2 separate regions of the Mus musculus genome follow, and region 1 is linked to region 2. A link is a loop called in an ENCODE intact Hi-C map of the cell type or tissue named here. Cell type or tissue: left cerebral cortex. All regions are shown on one strand.

The links. A loop is a pair of places that touch in the nucleus more often than their neighbours do. Peaks named below come from ENCODE experiments on the same cell type or tissue, not always from the same donor. Only the 100,000 strongest peaks of a DNase experiment are listed, where the experiment ranks them.
Region 1: it touches region 2 in a loop (15-fold over the local background); 3 of 42 quality-filtered maps call a loop at or near these places.

The regions. Positions count from the first base shown.
Region 1 is chr12:101,357,344-101,365,343 of GRCm38, forward strand. No RefSeq gene overlaps it. Among named protein-coding and RNA genes, the nearest start is that of Catsperb, 43 kb to the right of the region's middle. In left cerebral cortex, a CTCF peak has its summit at 4,344 (motif pointing left); a DNase peak (open chromatin) is centred at 4,319.
Region 2 is chr12:100,932,410-100,940,409 of GRCm38, forward strand. Ccdc88c (coiled-coil domain containing 88C) reads right to left here. Exons shown (of 30, transcript NM_026681.5): 18 at 7,676-7,861; 19 at 6,588-6,749; 20 at 5,421-5,698; 21 at 3,217-3,360; 22 at 750-936. A630072L19Rik (a long non-coding RNA gene) reads left to right here and starts at 5,695. Exons shown (of 5, transcript XR_003950128.1): 1 at 5,695-6,242; 2 at 6,342-8,000. In left cerebral cortex, a CTCF peak has its summit at 3,856 (motif pointing right); DNase peaks (open chromatin) are centred at 2,666, 2,883 and 3,855.

The DNA of each region.
Region 1 (8,000 bases), 420 kb after region 2:
ACCAAGATCCAAATGTAGGGTGGTGCTCACATTGAGTGGCAGACACTACCAATAGAGCCATCTGCCCAGCTTTTTATTTAGTTGTGGTGTTTTCTTGTTTGTTTTTTTTTGTTTGTTTGTTTTTGGTTTTTTTTGTTTTTGTTTTTAATGTGGGGAGGATGCCAGTGCTCCATGTTTAATGTTTTTTTTTATCAGCCAAGGGGACCAGATAACTCAATGGGATTTGGTGCAGAAGAAAGATCCATCAAACCGGTATCATTGACTAACCCTGTGCACAAAGCACATCATTAATCTACTATGATCAAGTTGAGGGCATTCTGGTGAAGGGTTCTGAATATCTTCCTTTTCATCCCTCCCAAAATCTGGGATACTTATTCTATTGTTATATATTATTCATGTTATATTTTAAAAATAAATTTAAGAAACTATTTTAAAATTATGCATAGTTGCAGCCTAGAGAAATTAAGGTGGTGCCTTATAATGTCAATTCAGAAGCTTTATTTGGCACATTTAGTGCAACTGGTAATTGCAAATTCTACTTGGCCTGTGTAGGTAAACAATATAGACTGTTACTTTGTTGGCCCTATGAAATTCTGCACTCTACCTACATGACTTAATACTCGAGTGCATTCTTTTCCTTTTTCCCCCATGCTCATTACGCCTTAATTCTGAGGTTAATATGAAGATAGAATATAATACTTTTAAAAATTGCAAATTTACATAGGAACTGATTTTCTAAAGTTGATGGCTGAATGTTAAAATGTTATTTTCACATCAATTATAATCTTGTCACAATCCACTTAATGAAGTTTGATTACATTTCAGTGAAAATTATATTCCAGAATAGGGTTTTTTTTCTTCCTGGGATGGGGGTAGATAACTTTACTACAATTAGTTCATATGGTGCAGAATTTCCTGCAAGTGTGCCATCTGTGATAATTTAAACATACTCAAACAAAGGTAAATGCACAAAATTGCTGCTGCTTAGATCACTGCAGCTTCTAGGACCCAGTTTCTTTTACTGATTTAAAGACAAAATGGAAAATATAATATAAAACATTGTGCCTGAAAAACAAACTAAAAATGAGCTGATGTACTACATCTAGTTCTGTGATGGAAAACAAATAATCAAAACTTGAAACTGATCTTACTGCATCACTGAGACTCTTCACTAAAAGTGTTTAGACACACTGCATTAACGTAATGAAACCTATTTTAAGTACTAAATGTCATTTTCACCTACTTACAAAATCCAAATTATATATCACAGAGTCAGGTCTCTGAAATTACAGAAACTGAGTGGGAGAGAATGTGAAGTGATGAAATACATTATAGTACCTGCAGCTGAAAGTGAAGTATTTGCTCAGAACGGTTGTATGGAAAAGACAAAACACTGATGAGGTGATGAATAATAACACATAGCCCTCTTCCTTTACTTAATCCCTTGCAGATAAACTACAGACCTCCATCCCACATGGGAATTTCTATTCCACTCACAGATAATTTTTATCATGCAGATCCTAGCAAACCCATACCGAGAAATCAATTTCACAAGTCAAAGGTAAATAATTTGTCTATAAATGAACTTCTGCAGTGTTTGGTTCATATTTTAAAAATCACTGTCCTCATTTAGATAGGTTAGCTGATATGGTACTTGCCATCAAGCCTGAATCTCAGATTGACCCTAAGGAAGTAGTAGAAGGAAAGAACTTCTCTGGACTCTATCCACACACCATAACAAACTCACCACACACACACACACACACACACACACACACACACACACACACACGCAAATTCACCACACACATGTATACTCATGTGCACACACACAAACACTCCATATATACTTAATACATGCATACATACTTACTTACAGTTTTTAAAGAGTATTTATACTGTAGATGGACACAGTTAGAGGACTCAGTGAGATATTTCAGCTATTTTTCATATTTCTCAAGGACTTCTGCTGTCCCCTTTTCAGCCACTGCATTTCACCTTCACCTATGCTCAGACACTACTTTCCAGCCAAGAAGTCTCAATGGACTCTCTCCTTGACTTTTCAGCTCCCAAATAAGTCTCAAAGGAGACAAATAGACAAAGAGCACTGTGCTTTCAAAGGAGAGAACTTACAACTTTATCTTAACTTCAACAATTACTTGTGCTAGCATAGGCACATTTAAACTCCTGCTACATCATGCTTAGAAGATAGGCTGTCTCCTTGGAACTGGACAGCCACCTATCTGGAGGTTAGAAGAGCATGATGGATCAGAGGGAAATGTTAGAGTTCAGAGAAAAGGGTACTTGGTGGTGAACCTCTGGTGTCTGATGTGTAAACAAACATAGACATACTACACCAAATTGGCATGTCTTTTGCTAAGAACTATTTGGTATCTTCCCATTACTTTCAAAGCAAAAGTGTGGCGTTTACATCATACCCGATTCTTTTGAGTGAGAGGCAGAAAGACAAAGCCTGAGTAGTCTCCCCTTAGGGATCTCCAGTAACTAAAATTGGAATCTTGACTATGCCACAGAAGAGCATTCCAGGATGAGGCAGACCCAGGGAGCGCTCAGTTTGGACAGTAAAGACAAGGAAGCCATGGGATATACCTTACACTTAACCATTGTTAAGCACTGTTGTTCAGAGACAGGGACCTTAAGTGTCATATTATTTCTGAAATGTATGAAACTACATTGTTAAAAGATGCGATTTACAACTATGTCAAAGATGAAGTAAAATTTAGCCTTACTCAAAGTTTTATAAGGAGGCTTTTTAAAAAGCTTGCTGTACTTGTTGATTTATCTCCCTTATATATTTCCTTTGGACTGATGTACTGGGAACAACATTCCAGCATGCTAGACAAAGACAGATGACTCTCTGTGAGATGTAAAGCCAAGGCCTTGACCAGTCTGGCTAGTCAAAGGAGAATTTCCTTTTGTAAATGAGATGTTAGGTGGTTTGTGCAGTTCATTGGTCAAGTTTCAGGGTGAGAATAGAGTGCTAATATAGTTAAACTCAAACATCACACGACTTCTGGTCCTAAGCAAACAAAGCCCACTATTCCTAAATTCTGCTGTGACAGGCCATGCAGAAAAAGGATTATTGTCTCTGCTCTAAATCCAAGTTGTAGTTTGATTTTGCCAGGTGTGTTGAAGTTCTAGACACTAAGCCAAACAGAAATCCATATCAGGTTCTGGGACGAGAGACCTCCCCTTCTCCTTGCCCTGTCTTTTCATCATGCGTCAACATGACAGCCAACGCGCACCGCCCCCCCCCCCCAAGCTCACTCTAGCCTAGGCATGTTGGCCTCTTTTCTGTTTCTCTGATATGTTCCCAAGTCAGGCCTTTGCAGCTGCAAGAACACCCCTTCATCTTCTGTCACATGTCACACCCCATTGTGACCAGAAGTTCTGCTCTAAACAGTGAGTCACTAAGACACTGAGTTCTCCAACTACAATTTCTTTCAAAGATAAGAACCTGTCTTCTTACTATGCCAAGTTCCTCCATTGACATAAGTTGTTTTTGCTTAGATATCCTTACTTTCCTTTGATTCCTCCTGTTGCTTTATACCTTGGACCATCTGCCTCTAGACCATGCTCAGCCTCATGGGTTGGGGATGGGGTGGCAGAGAATCAATGGCTTAGACTCCAGGAGCAGGTGAGAACTCCACAGCAAGCTCATGAGAATACTTCCAAAATCTCCTTTATTAGTTCCCCTGGAACACCCTTTATACCTTCAACCTGTCTCCCATTGGACAACCTTGTGCACACAAGTCAGAGAAACTTACTGTGAAAGGAAAAGTCATAACAAGGAAATTGTGTCTTTTTTGCAATGTTTATGAATAAAATGTCCATGAATAACCTGAAAGAATTATGCAGAAATATCGTTTCATTACAATTTTCTTCATCTCATCTCCTGGATAAGCACTTTATGAAAATCTACACCCCCAATGCCTCTTATCTTATCATTAATGAATTTTCTTCTAAAATTCTTGAAACTTTATTATTCAGAGAATAAATGTTTTCTAAACACTCATTTTGGAAAAAACTACAAATTATAAAAACAAGTCAACATTTGTTGCTTCTGCCTACAGGAAACTGGCAAATACAAACAGTGTGCTAATGTTACCAGTCGGGCAATGTGCAAGTGCTCAGAACATCAAAAGTTTTCCCATGCTGTTGCTTTCTCAGATTGCAAAGAAAAGGTAAAGCAATTTGTATTACCTCATGATGGAATGGCTTCCTGTTCCTGTGAGGGGAATTGTGCCTTTTAGTTAGACATAACTGCTCACAACCTGCTATTACTCCAGTTCTTGAGATCTGATGCCCTCTTCTGGCTTCCACTGGCAGTGTATTGACTCAGCTTAGAGACAAAAATCCATTTACATAAAACCAATGTTTTTTTAAAAAAACAAAATAAAATTTCACATGTGGAAATAACATCTACTATGACCTAGAACTATGACACCACTGAAAGGATCTGACTCTTGTACATGGAAGAGTTAGTTATCTAAACTTATCTCTAATGTAAAACAAAAATACCTACTCTGAACTCTTTGTTGCATGCAACACTATAAAGAAAGATACATGTATATTAGCGCACACACAATTAACACTAGTAATAGTAATATTAATAAATTAATTTAACTCACTCAAATTCATTTTGGTTTGTTGGATATTATTCCCTTTCCTGGTTTCCCCTCTGAAACTCTCCTATCCCAGCTCCCCTCACCCAGCTTCTATGAAGGTGCTCCCCAAACCCATCCACTCCTACCTCACCACCCTGGCATTCCCCTACACTGAGAAATCGAGCCTTCACAGGACCATGGGCCTCTCCTCCCATTGATGCCAGACAATTCCATCCTTTGCTACATATGTGTCTGGAACCGGGTCCCTCCATGTGTACTGTTTGGTTGGTGGTTTAGTTCTGGAAGCTCTGGAGGGATCTGGTTGGTTAATATTGTTTTTCTCTCTATGTGGTTGCAAACCCCTTCAGTTCTTCAGTCCTTTCTCTACCTCCTCCATTGGGATTTCCAGGCTCAGTCCAATGGTTGGCCATGAGCATCTGCCTCTGTACTTGTCAGGCTCTGGGTTTGGTGTCTGTATATGGGATGGATCCCCACGTGGGGCAGTCTCTGGATGGCCTTTCCTTCAGTCTCTGCTCTATACTTTGTCCCCATATTTCCTTTAGACAGGAGTCATTCTGAGTTAAAAGTTTGGAGATGAGTGGGTGGCCCCACCCACCAATTGGGGGCCTTGACTAACCTCTGGATATGGTCTCTACATGTTCTCCCTCTCCTTGAGCATTTCAGTAAATCTCATTCCTGTTGGGTCCTGGGATCCTCTTGCTTTCCTGGCATCTGGGCCTTGTTGGTGGCGACCCCAGTTCCCCATCCTTCATTGCTCAACATGTCTGTTCAAATTCCTGACCCTCTGTATATCATCCCTGTCTTTCTCCTTCCATACCTGATCCTGCCCCATTTCCCCCGCTCCCACTCCTTTCTTCCTCCCAAGTACCACTTCTACTAGTTTACCTGTTTTCTCCTGTATTTCTTTATGGGAGTTATTTATGTTCTTCTTAAGATCCTCTATCAGCATCATGAGATGTGGTTTTAAATCCAAATCTTGCTTTTCTGGTGTGTTGGGGGTATCCTGGACTTGCTGTGGTGAGAGAACTAGGTTCTGATGATGCCAAGTAACCTTGGTTTCTGTTGCTTAGGTTCTTGCACTTGCCTCTTGCCATCTGGTTATTTTGGTGTTAGTTGGTCTTGCTGTCTCTGACTGGAGCCTGTCCCTCCTGTGTGCCTGTGACCTTATGCTCTTAGTTATGTCAGTACTCCTGGGAGACCAGCTCTCTCTGGATGGGATTTGGATGTGGAGAGCTGTGTCACAGGATTAGCTCTGAGGCACCAATGGCAACTAGAAGGACCCTGCCCCTAGCTGTTTCCTGGTTCTTGTGTCCTGTGTGCTCCTGGTAGGTCCCTCTTTGGCCATTTACTGAATCAAAACTGGTGGTTACTCATCTGTGCTCTCTCATGTGATTTAGCAGTGCCTCTTCTGGATATACATTCTAAGGACTTAGTCAATACACCACAGAGATGTATGCTCACACATGTTTATTGCTGCAGTACTCACAATCACTAAGAAATGAAACTATCTTAAATGCTCATGGATAGACAATATTTGTCCAAGAGCATTTTTCAGCACTAAAGAAAACAAGACATGAAATCATGATATTTTCAGGAAAATACCTTTTGATGGTACTGCAGATCATCGTGTTTAGGGAAATAAGTCAGGCTTAGAAGAGGAGTACTGTGTTTTTCCTCATATGAAGACTACACTTAAATTTATATTGGGGGAGTAGAAAGTAGAAAAGCAACCACATAAGAGGAGTAGAAGATCTTCAATTGTGGTAGACAGATAAGAGTATTTCTGTGACACAAAAGCAGAAAGAAGCTCTGCTTGGGGAGAAGAAGGTTATTTCAGAGAAGAGGGTGCAAAACAAAAACCCAATGTACAATGAGAGTTAGGGAAGATAAGTTCCTGATATGTATATGTAAGATTATGTGTGTGTATAAGAAAACTACATAGTGACACATATCACTTTGTATATTAACTTCAGAGTTTTTAAAAGTTATGAATCTCATTACTATGTATGCTGCCTTGGAATTTTCAAGAATTTGGTTGTGATAGACCATTTCCATGTCTGAAAGGCAGTGATCCTAAGAGTCATTCCACTTAGAATAGCCAAGGTTCTGCAAACATTTCATTCATTTCCTGGCCAGAAATGATAGTATTGAATTTTCCATTCTTATACGCATTCATGGAATTTGTATTTTAGGTTCATCGTTTCAAGTTTCCAGTCACACAATACCCAGTTGTTTTGGAAATTTTCAGTGAAAGAGATAAAGTCTCCGCAGAACCTCCATATTTAGTTACCATGACTGAAGTGAATATGAGGAAAAACTGGCAACTAAGTATGGCTTTCTCCCTCCTCTGCTTATCTTACAAGTCATTCTCTTATTAGTGGTTTTCAAAAATGAGTGGATTGCAAAGCCTGTTCACATGAGAAATAGCCAGGAGAATTTGGAAAAGGAGTTGAGTCACAGGCATGTTCACATTCACCATTGTCATGTTCTTTTTTGTTCCCATCACATCTGGTATACTGAATTCAATTGACTAAGATCATTTTCTTATATGAACTCAGGACTGGAGATATTGCTCAGTATTAAAGGAGTATATTGCTCTTATAGAGAACTCAAGTCAAGCAACTCACATAATGTCTGTAACTCCAGCTGCAGGGCGTCCTATGTCTCTACCCACATACAAAAATAATTAAAAACAAATATTTAGCAAATAATTTGCCAGAAACAAATGAATCTGAAAGTCATGTTGTAGATTAGTAGCAATGATGATTGAGTTCGTGCTCTGTACCTGTTGTATGTATCTTTACTAATCACTATCACAGCAGTTACCAAAATGTTCTAAGTGTTTGCATGTAGTCTGCAGGATATGTTTCTAATTATGTAAGTAAAGTTTCACAAAGATTTTCTTTTTAGTTGAATGTGGTAACACACAGTTATAATCCCAGCAATTGGTGGGTAAAGGAGGGAGAGTCAGAAGTTCAAGGTCAATTTCAGTTCTATAATGAGATAGGAGCAGCCTGGGCTACATTAGACATTGTTCCAGAAAGAAAGAAGAAGAAAAAAAAAAGGAAAGAGAAACAAAGAGAATGGGGATTTTGCAGTAAAAGATCTAAAAAGAAACAGGCACATTTTACAACATAAAAGGAAATTTATTTAAGTTCAGTTTTACTCCAAAGATAAAATTTTTACTTGTGTGAATATTTTTAGGTAATTAATAGATAAATCAATAAACAGATACCTACATACCTACATACATGTACACACATACATATACACACATACATGTACACACACACACACACACACACACACACACACACACACACACACACACACGGAGAGAACATCTGGGAC
Region 2 (8,000 bases):
AGACTAGAAAGACCTTGGGCTCTCCAAGTCACCTCCGTCTTGTGCCTTTGTAGCATAAAAGCTGTGTTGGAGAACCCAAGAGTGGCTGTGTCCCAACAAAGCTTCACTCACACACTGACAAAAACTTCACGTAATTTTCACTAGCCACAAAGTATCGTTCATTTGAATTTTTAGTTCCAACTGTTAAAAATGTCGAGAGCTGTTCTTAGTCTGTGGGCTGAGTAGGCGCAGGTGGTAGGGAGGGCCTGGCCTGTGGGCTGAAGTTCACAGATTTTGTTTTAGGACAGCACTGTGGTGTGGTGGGAAGGCCCAGAGGCTTTGAAGGCAGAGACTGGGCTCCCATCCTACTCGCAGTGGGTCTCTCAGAAATCAAACTCTCTGTTCAACGGGAGCTATCTGAAATTCTATCTAAAGGAGGGCTTTGCTTCCCATAATGGTCATTTCTGACTCAGCTCTGCGTCACCAACCACTGGATCCCCCAGCCCCAGGATCCAAGCTGGACAGCTACCCTCAAACCCAGACCAGTTTGCCCATGTAGCTGTCTACTGAAAGAGGTTACCAAAGATGGTGCTACCATGTCCCGAAGGACCAATGGGAGACACTGCCAACCTCATGGGGCAAATATCAGACAAGGTGGCTTCTGAAATGTTCCTACCACAGGTGGCACTCTGATCTAACCTTGGCTTCAAGGACATCTCAAGTCTCTGAGAAGCTACCTGGGAGGAGGCTGGTCCCTCACAGTGTCTCACCTCACAGTGGTTGTCCATCTTGGTCAGAGAGATGTCCATGCTCTGGTGCTGCTCCTTAAGCTCGTCGAAGCGCACCTGCCAGCGGCTCAGCTCCAGCTGAGAGTTGTTGAGCGAGGTTTTCAACTCCTTGGTGTGGGCGTGCAGCTCTTCATACTCCCCTTTCAGCTGCTGGTGCAGGAAGCTGATCCTAGGGTTGGAAAGCCATGGGGCAGAGGGGCTAAAACGCACTCCAAAAGACGGAAAGGCCCGCGCTGTGGGTCCTGTCTCTGCTCTGACAGGTGCAGGCATGCAAAGTCAACCTGTGCATAATGTAAGAACACTGAGCAAAAATCGCTGCTTTTCTAACTGTGCTCTGGGGCTCTAGGACGACATCCCTGATGCCATACTGGTCTAGGTGGGGGGAGGAGGACAAGAACCAGGTTAAGACACTGAACACAAAAGGACATCGTGGACTGTGCCTCCCAGAGACGAGGAAGAATCTACTTGCTGTCCCCAGACTCTCTGTACAGAGGGATTATCTGAGGAGCTTTGCCTCCCGTAACAGCCAGCGTGACCCAGCTCTGTGTCACCAACCACTGGCTCATCCAGTCCCAGGAGCTAACCTAGGCAGCTACACTCGAACCCAGGCCGTTTTGCTCATGTCTACTGAAACGAAGAAGACATCTCAGCCTATTGTAAAAGACATGGCCTTTTACATTATAGTTTAGGCGTTCTGGTATAAGTGAAAGACAAAACAAAACAAACAAAAAGCTGTGCTAATAAAAGAAAAACAGAGAATTTTTTTTTTCTCTAAAATGCTGTGCCCAACAGTCCCACCCAGCCGTGATGCCCATGAACCACATCAGCCACCAGCACAGCCTGATAATCTTACAAGTGTAATAGTGGTGCGAGCACCTCGGTGGTAACCAATTGGAAACCTACCTAAATAATCAGGTCTGATGCACTCATAATTAATTACGCTTTTGTAAGAAAACATATGGAGTTAGTCACTGAAAAAAAAATAAAATAAAAAAAATGCTGTGCCCAACTCGGTGGGGCTTTCTAACTCCTGAGATTATAAAATGGGATGTGTAGGTAAGGGACTATGTAAACCTACAACAATACAATTATTGCCGTCCTAACTCTCATAATTCAGCTAGCTTTCCAAAAACTTGACTCTCAGGCTGGAGAGACGGCTCAGTAGTTAAGAGCACGTGCAGCTCTTGCACAGGGCCTGATTCCCACACCCCTGCAGGGACCTCACACTAACTATAAACTCCAGCTAGAGGAAGAGCTGCCATCTCTGCCTCCACGGGTAGCTGCACTCATGTGCACACACCCACGCACAGATACACACAATTATTAAAACACAGAAGTAAATCTTAAAAACCCCAGCTGCATATGAGGTACCTGGCCTCACAGAGTGGAAACAGGAATGACCTGATCCCAAGGTGGCCAAATTCTGTCCATTACAGGTCACAGTGTTTGTGACCGTCCAAATGCTCCGAATCACAGCCTGTGCACCCGAGGGGGCAGCATTTCCCTAAATGCTTGCCAGGGCCCCTTTGCTAGGATAAAGGAACACCAGGACGTGGAAGGAAGCAGTGTTTCCCCCAATCGGACTTGAAACAATACAAGGTCTGGACTCAGTTCTGGCTCTTGTTAACCAAAGGTTTCACCTTGAGTGTTACCTGATCTCTGAGCTACCAGATTTCCTCATCTCTACAACAGGAAGGGGCGGCAGCCAGCAGTCCAGATCTATTAAATTGCTGCAAACATGGAATTGGTGGACACTGAACTTTGCTCCTAGGGAGAACACCGGGCTCTCCTTGGTTTACAATGCAGTTTTGGGTGAGTGCCTGCTCCAAGGCGCTTTATGTAACAGCCTCGAGCCAGCCTCCAGGCAAGGGAAGCTTATCTGACACAGGTTTTTTTCTCTGCTATTCTGTATTCAGAGACACTGACTACACCAGAGCACTGTGCCCCAGGGCTGTTTTACACAGCAAGATAAGGACTCTACACTAAACACTAAAGACCTGCACGGACCAGATCCTGTTCGTAAGGGGAGGGATGTAACAAGGCAGCTGGATGAACCTGATGACACAAATATCCTGCGAGCTCTGCATGTCTACAAAAGATCCACAAATAGGAATGAGATTCTGGTTACAATGAAGCCCTAGTGAGTGGCTGCATCTGTTGACTAAGGAAGACCACAGTGGCTCCTGGGGGCTGGGCTCACATCCGAAGGGGACTATGCCTACCCAGATACATGACCCATCCCTTCCTTGGACTGGCTGAGTACCACCACCTAGCCCGCGCCAGCACAGCCCTCCACTCCTTCCCTAGCCAAAATCATGCAGTTCATAAGAACACGTGACCAGGAGTTCACCAGCCTCCACTAGTGGTTTTCAGAGAGGCCTGGTCTGGACGAGCTATTGATGTCACCCCCACTACTGCCAGGGCTGGGCGTGCCTGCCCCTGTGCTCACCTGTCCAGCTCTCCTCGAAGCCTCTGGTTCTCGCTCGTGGCAATGGCGTTGGTCTTCTGCTCCCGCTCAAGTGCCTCCCGCTCGGTGCTCAGTACTTTCTCCAGCTCCTCCAGCTCTGCCTTACGCTGCTGTAAGTCTCCGTGCCTAGTGGCGGAAGCATGGCCAGGCTTTATCTACCACAAGCAACTCACACTCCGGGAAACTGGAACATACCCTCTCAGAAAGAGGGGGGATTCCTCTGAAACCTTTTCTCTGGGGAGAGGTGAGAGGCTGGACGGCAGGGAAGCAAGAGAAATGTTGCCAGAGTGGGGTCGTCCATCACTGGCTCCCCCAGTGTCAGGTTCATCTTCTATTCCCTGTCATGGCCTGTCTCCTTTTGTAGGCCGCCCGAGAGCATTAGGGTTTTACTCTACACCTTTTAGAGACTTGTGCTACAAAGTGGCTCATTAAGAACCAGTAGATCTAAAGGAAACCACAGAATAAACAGCTAAATTCCGTGTATGAAGCAGCTAATCCCCCCTCACACCCTCCTGTATGGGAGCCCACATATCTGTTCCTGGCATTGGGAGTGGGTGGGTGAGACCTCCCTGCCATGATGAATTTTCTTTCTCACTCAATCCTTGCAGGTTGCACAGCTGCCACTGGGGGGCAGCATAGCACAAGGGTAGAAAAGTGACAAACCCTGACTGTCACCCTAGACTCTCCAAGTCAGTGAGAGGAGAGGCCTGAGGCAGGTTCCTCAATCATCCTGCTCAGAAATCTGCTCCCTCCCCCCTCCCCCACTTCTCTTCTGAGTTCATAGCAGTAGCACGGTTGGGGTCTCCAGTCTCTTCTCTAGTCCCACCCTCCACATCAGCTGCACCTGGATCATCTCACTGGAGCCCCAAGTAGGAAAGTCACTTAATGGCCAAAGTGCAGAGGTGGCCCCATCATGGTGGGGGATGAGATGAGAGAACCGTCGGGCTTCCACCTAAGTTAGTGATTGTGGGGGAATCATGGAGGTTGACAAATAAAGGCCACAGACTGACCAGCAGGGCTGCCTGCCTAATCCCTGCTCCCCGTGTGGCACTTCAGCAGGGCACACTCAGCCCACAGGCTTTTGGGGTCTGGCTTACTACCACTGAGCCTTTGACAAGACAGTAAGTTTATGGCAGGAGTCCAGTTAGGTAGCAGATGAGAACTCAGACTTTACTCAGTGCTGTGTGACAGACACTCACAGCCCAGTGCACAGACGGAAGGAGCCTCCAGCTATGTCCAGCCAAGGACACTAAGTAGCTGACAAGACAGGACTTTGGACCCTCAGTATGTGCGCTCAGGGATCTAGAACCCTCGGTGCATGGGCAGGAGCTCAGCCAACAGTGGGTGAATCAACGACACAGGAGCTCAGCCAACAGTGAGTGAATCAAGGACACACATCCCAGGACCTGGGATGCTATGGTGAAAAGTTAGCACATAGTATTTTTCAACATATGCAAAGTATACCTTTAAAAAAAAAAGAAAGAAAAGCACCTGGTGTGGATTAAAGGATGAAGGTAGTGTGGGCATCTGGGGGGGGCAGCTGAGGGCTCAGCTCCCTCCCTCCCTCTCTCGACCTTCCAACTGTGCTGAGATCAGAGGTGTGGGGTTACTCTGTGTTTTGTTGTACACGTTAAATACTTAACATAATGGGAGGATTTGGGTTGGTCCCCCCGCCCCGCCCCCTCCTTTAAGCAAGCATTCTAGCCTCAGACTTGGAAAAGGGATTCTGAAGTGTGGATAAACACAACCCTGCACAATGGTAGCCAGAATTTTCCCAAGGGTGTAGGTCAGACGGAGGAGGAAGGAGAAAGCATTCTTAGAGAATAGGTCTCCAAGTGTCTACACTGGGCCACCCAGAACCAGCGTGGGCCATGGCACTCCTTGGCCCCAGTGTCCCCTGCCACAATCCCCAGCTGGACAAACAAAAAGGAAGCAGAAGTTGCTAAAGGCTCTATTTCCTTCCCTTGAGAAAGCTCAGGTGCAAGCAACAATGCAGAGCAGCCTGCCAAGAGGAAATGTGGGGGAGAGACGAGATGCACTTGGCCCTTAGGAAAGTACCACAAGCTCTGTGACAGCCTAAGGGGCTCAACACAGCAGCTGCCTCCACCACAGGCCGTCTCCCCACACCAGCCTGCCTGTCCCCAGCCTCGGCCTCCCTTGCCTCCAGGCCCCCCCCCACCTCTCACCTCTCCCCCAGCTCCTTGTGCTCCAGCTCCAGGTTCCTGTGCAGCGTCTTCAGGCAGCTGTGCTGGCGGATGAGGGCCTCATACTCTGAGGACTGGCACTCGTACAGGGTGCCCAGGTGCTTGTGGTCCTGCAGCAGGGCTTCATAGACGGCTGCCAGCTGCTCCTGCTGCTGCTGCAGACCCTCGTGCTCGGCCTCCTTGGCAGCCTGCTGGCTCTGCAACACCGTGTACTGTGCACTGAGCGCTGCGTTCTGGGAACTCAGTGTGGAATTCTCCACCTGGAGGGAGAGCAGAGAGCCCTGCGAGTGATCAGGCCGAGGATGACCAGCAACAGCCAGCCTCAGAGGGACCTCAAGGCAGGCCAGCCGGGGACAGTGCTACCGGAACTTGAGGACTTGGCTTAGGAAGTGGGGCCAACATGGCAAAACGCTGGCTGCGAGAAGGATATCATCCTGAGCCAACTCCAGAAATCATGTCCTCCGTCTACGTGAGCCCCTTGCATGTCATTACTGATTATTTTTAAAGCCTATTTTCTTGAGTACCAGATAATACTGTCAACCAATTGATTTTTACATATTTATTTTTGTGCTGTTGGGGCCTGAACCAAGGACCTTGTGTACATGCTAAGCACTTTTATTAACGGGCCACATCTGACCACCTGAGTTTTTAAAGTATTCTAACACAACCCCAAGACATTAAAAACTGAACAGGGGCCAGAACTGCTCTTATATTAAAACCAGACAAAGACTTTTTCCAAAACAAAGTAACAAACCAACATCCTATTTTCTTATTTTAACAAAACAAACCCAACTTCTCTGCCAAGTAAGTTTCCTGTTTATTGTCTCTGCCCCATATGTAACTTTCCAACTTTTCCCAGAAATTACATTAATGAATAATTTTTCATTTCCCCATCACCTATAGACCACAGGATAAGCAGACTGAGGGGCTGGCCCTGCTGGCTGCTTCCAGCAGAGGGAAGCCAGGTCACAGCCTCATTTGCCCTCTATCAGCATAATACAGGTATACTGCACAGAAACTGTTCCACCAAGCTTAAAAAGAGACTGTATACATCTACGGTATACAGTAAGCCTCTTAGCAACCAGCCTGTCTCCAGGTCCCCCTGCCTGGCCTTGCAGCTCCCACGAGGCACCATTAGCGTCCTGCTACCTGCAGCTTCGCAGTCTGGGTCTGCAGCGTGGTGGTGTGCTCTTGCAGGAAGGCGCTCTGCTTCTGTAGGGTCAGGATCTGGCTGCTGAAGGACACGTTCTGAGTCTCCAAGTGCTGTAGTTGCTCCTTCAGCAGCTGCCTCTCGGCCTGAAGAGCTGCGTTCTAGGGGAGAAGCACGCGCCAGTTACACACAGCATGGTGAGCATAGGGCCTGGGGTTTTACTGAACCTTCAAGGGCAGAGGTAGCTGGGGGTCTTCAGGTACGGGAAGTTAATAGTTTCTGTCTTGGAAAAGGACAATGAATAGAATTTACAGAGACAATATAGGGACTACTGCCTGGGCCCTGGGGCATACAGGCACGAATGCCACTTACATGAGTCCCTTTGTTTCCTTTGGTGTGGAATACCCCAAAAGTACTTTTCTGTGAGCTGAAGCCACTCCCCCCACTGACTACAGAGCTCAAGCCCTCATCACTAGCTGTCCATATCCCTGAGACAGCGAGTGGAACAGGAAACTAACAAAGGCCGTATCTATTACGCCACTGATCAGGCTAAGAGGCAGGGCCCGGGCTGGTGCTACCCCTCATCAGCATGCCTTGGCGAAAGCCTCTAATGTTGTCTCAGCTCTCTTGTCCATTGAGAATCATCGGGATGGACTTCATGAAGTCACTGCTGTGAAACAAACAGAACTGGAGGACTTAGCATGCACTGGAGACCTTTTTCTGATAAGGGCCAAGAGTAAGTACTCTCAGGTCTGGTGGCCACATTATCTCTGTCCCAACGACGAAAGCTGCCCCTGCCCTGGCAGTGGGAAAGCAGCCAGAGCACGTGCAAATATAAAAGGTGCGGCTGCATGTCAATAAAGCTTTGCTTAGATACAGCTTGGGAGGAGAGGCTGGGATGCAGCTCTGGAAAACCCAACACGATGGGGATGAGGCTGGTGGATCTGCTCTGGGCGTGTCACAGCAGGTAGGCTTCAGCCCGGGAGACTGGGTGTGCTCCCCCTGGGCCAGGACAACTCAGCAGTGACAGTCTGCTATACTGGGACACCTGCAAACAGTGTGGTCACTTTGCGGGCAGCCCACTCACACTGCGCTCCAGCTCGATGGCCCGGTCCTTCACACGGAGTAGCTCCATGGTGGCCTCTTTATGGCTGGGCTCCCAGGCCTCCTTCTCTTGGTGACTGGTGACCTTGCCCGGAGGGCGCTTCAGTGCGTTCTGTGCCTTGTCTCCACCCTCTTGGGTCTGCCTCAGCTGCTCATGTTCTTTCTTTATCTGCAGGCCATGTTGAAAAGCAGACTCAGGTGGGAAGGAGCCGCGCAGGAACCCCAGGAGTGGGTAGGGAGGGACCCCTCACAGAGTCTCAGACACCCACCCACGCACCCCCCCCCCCCGAGGAGGGATGGGCCATGTG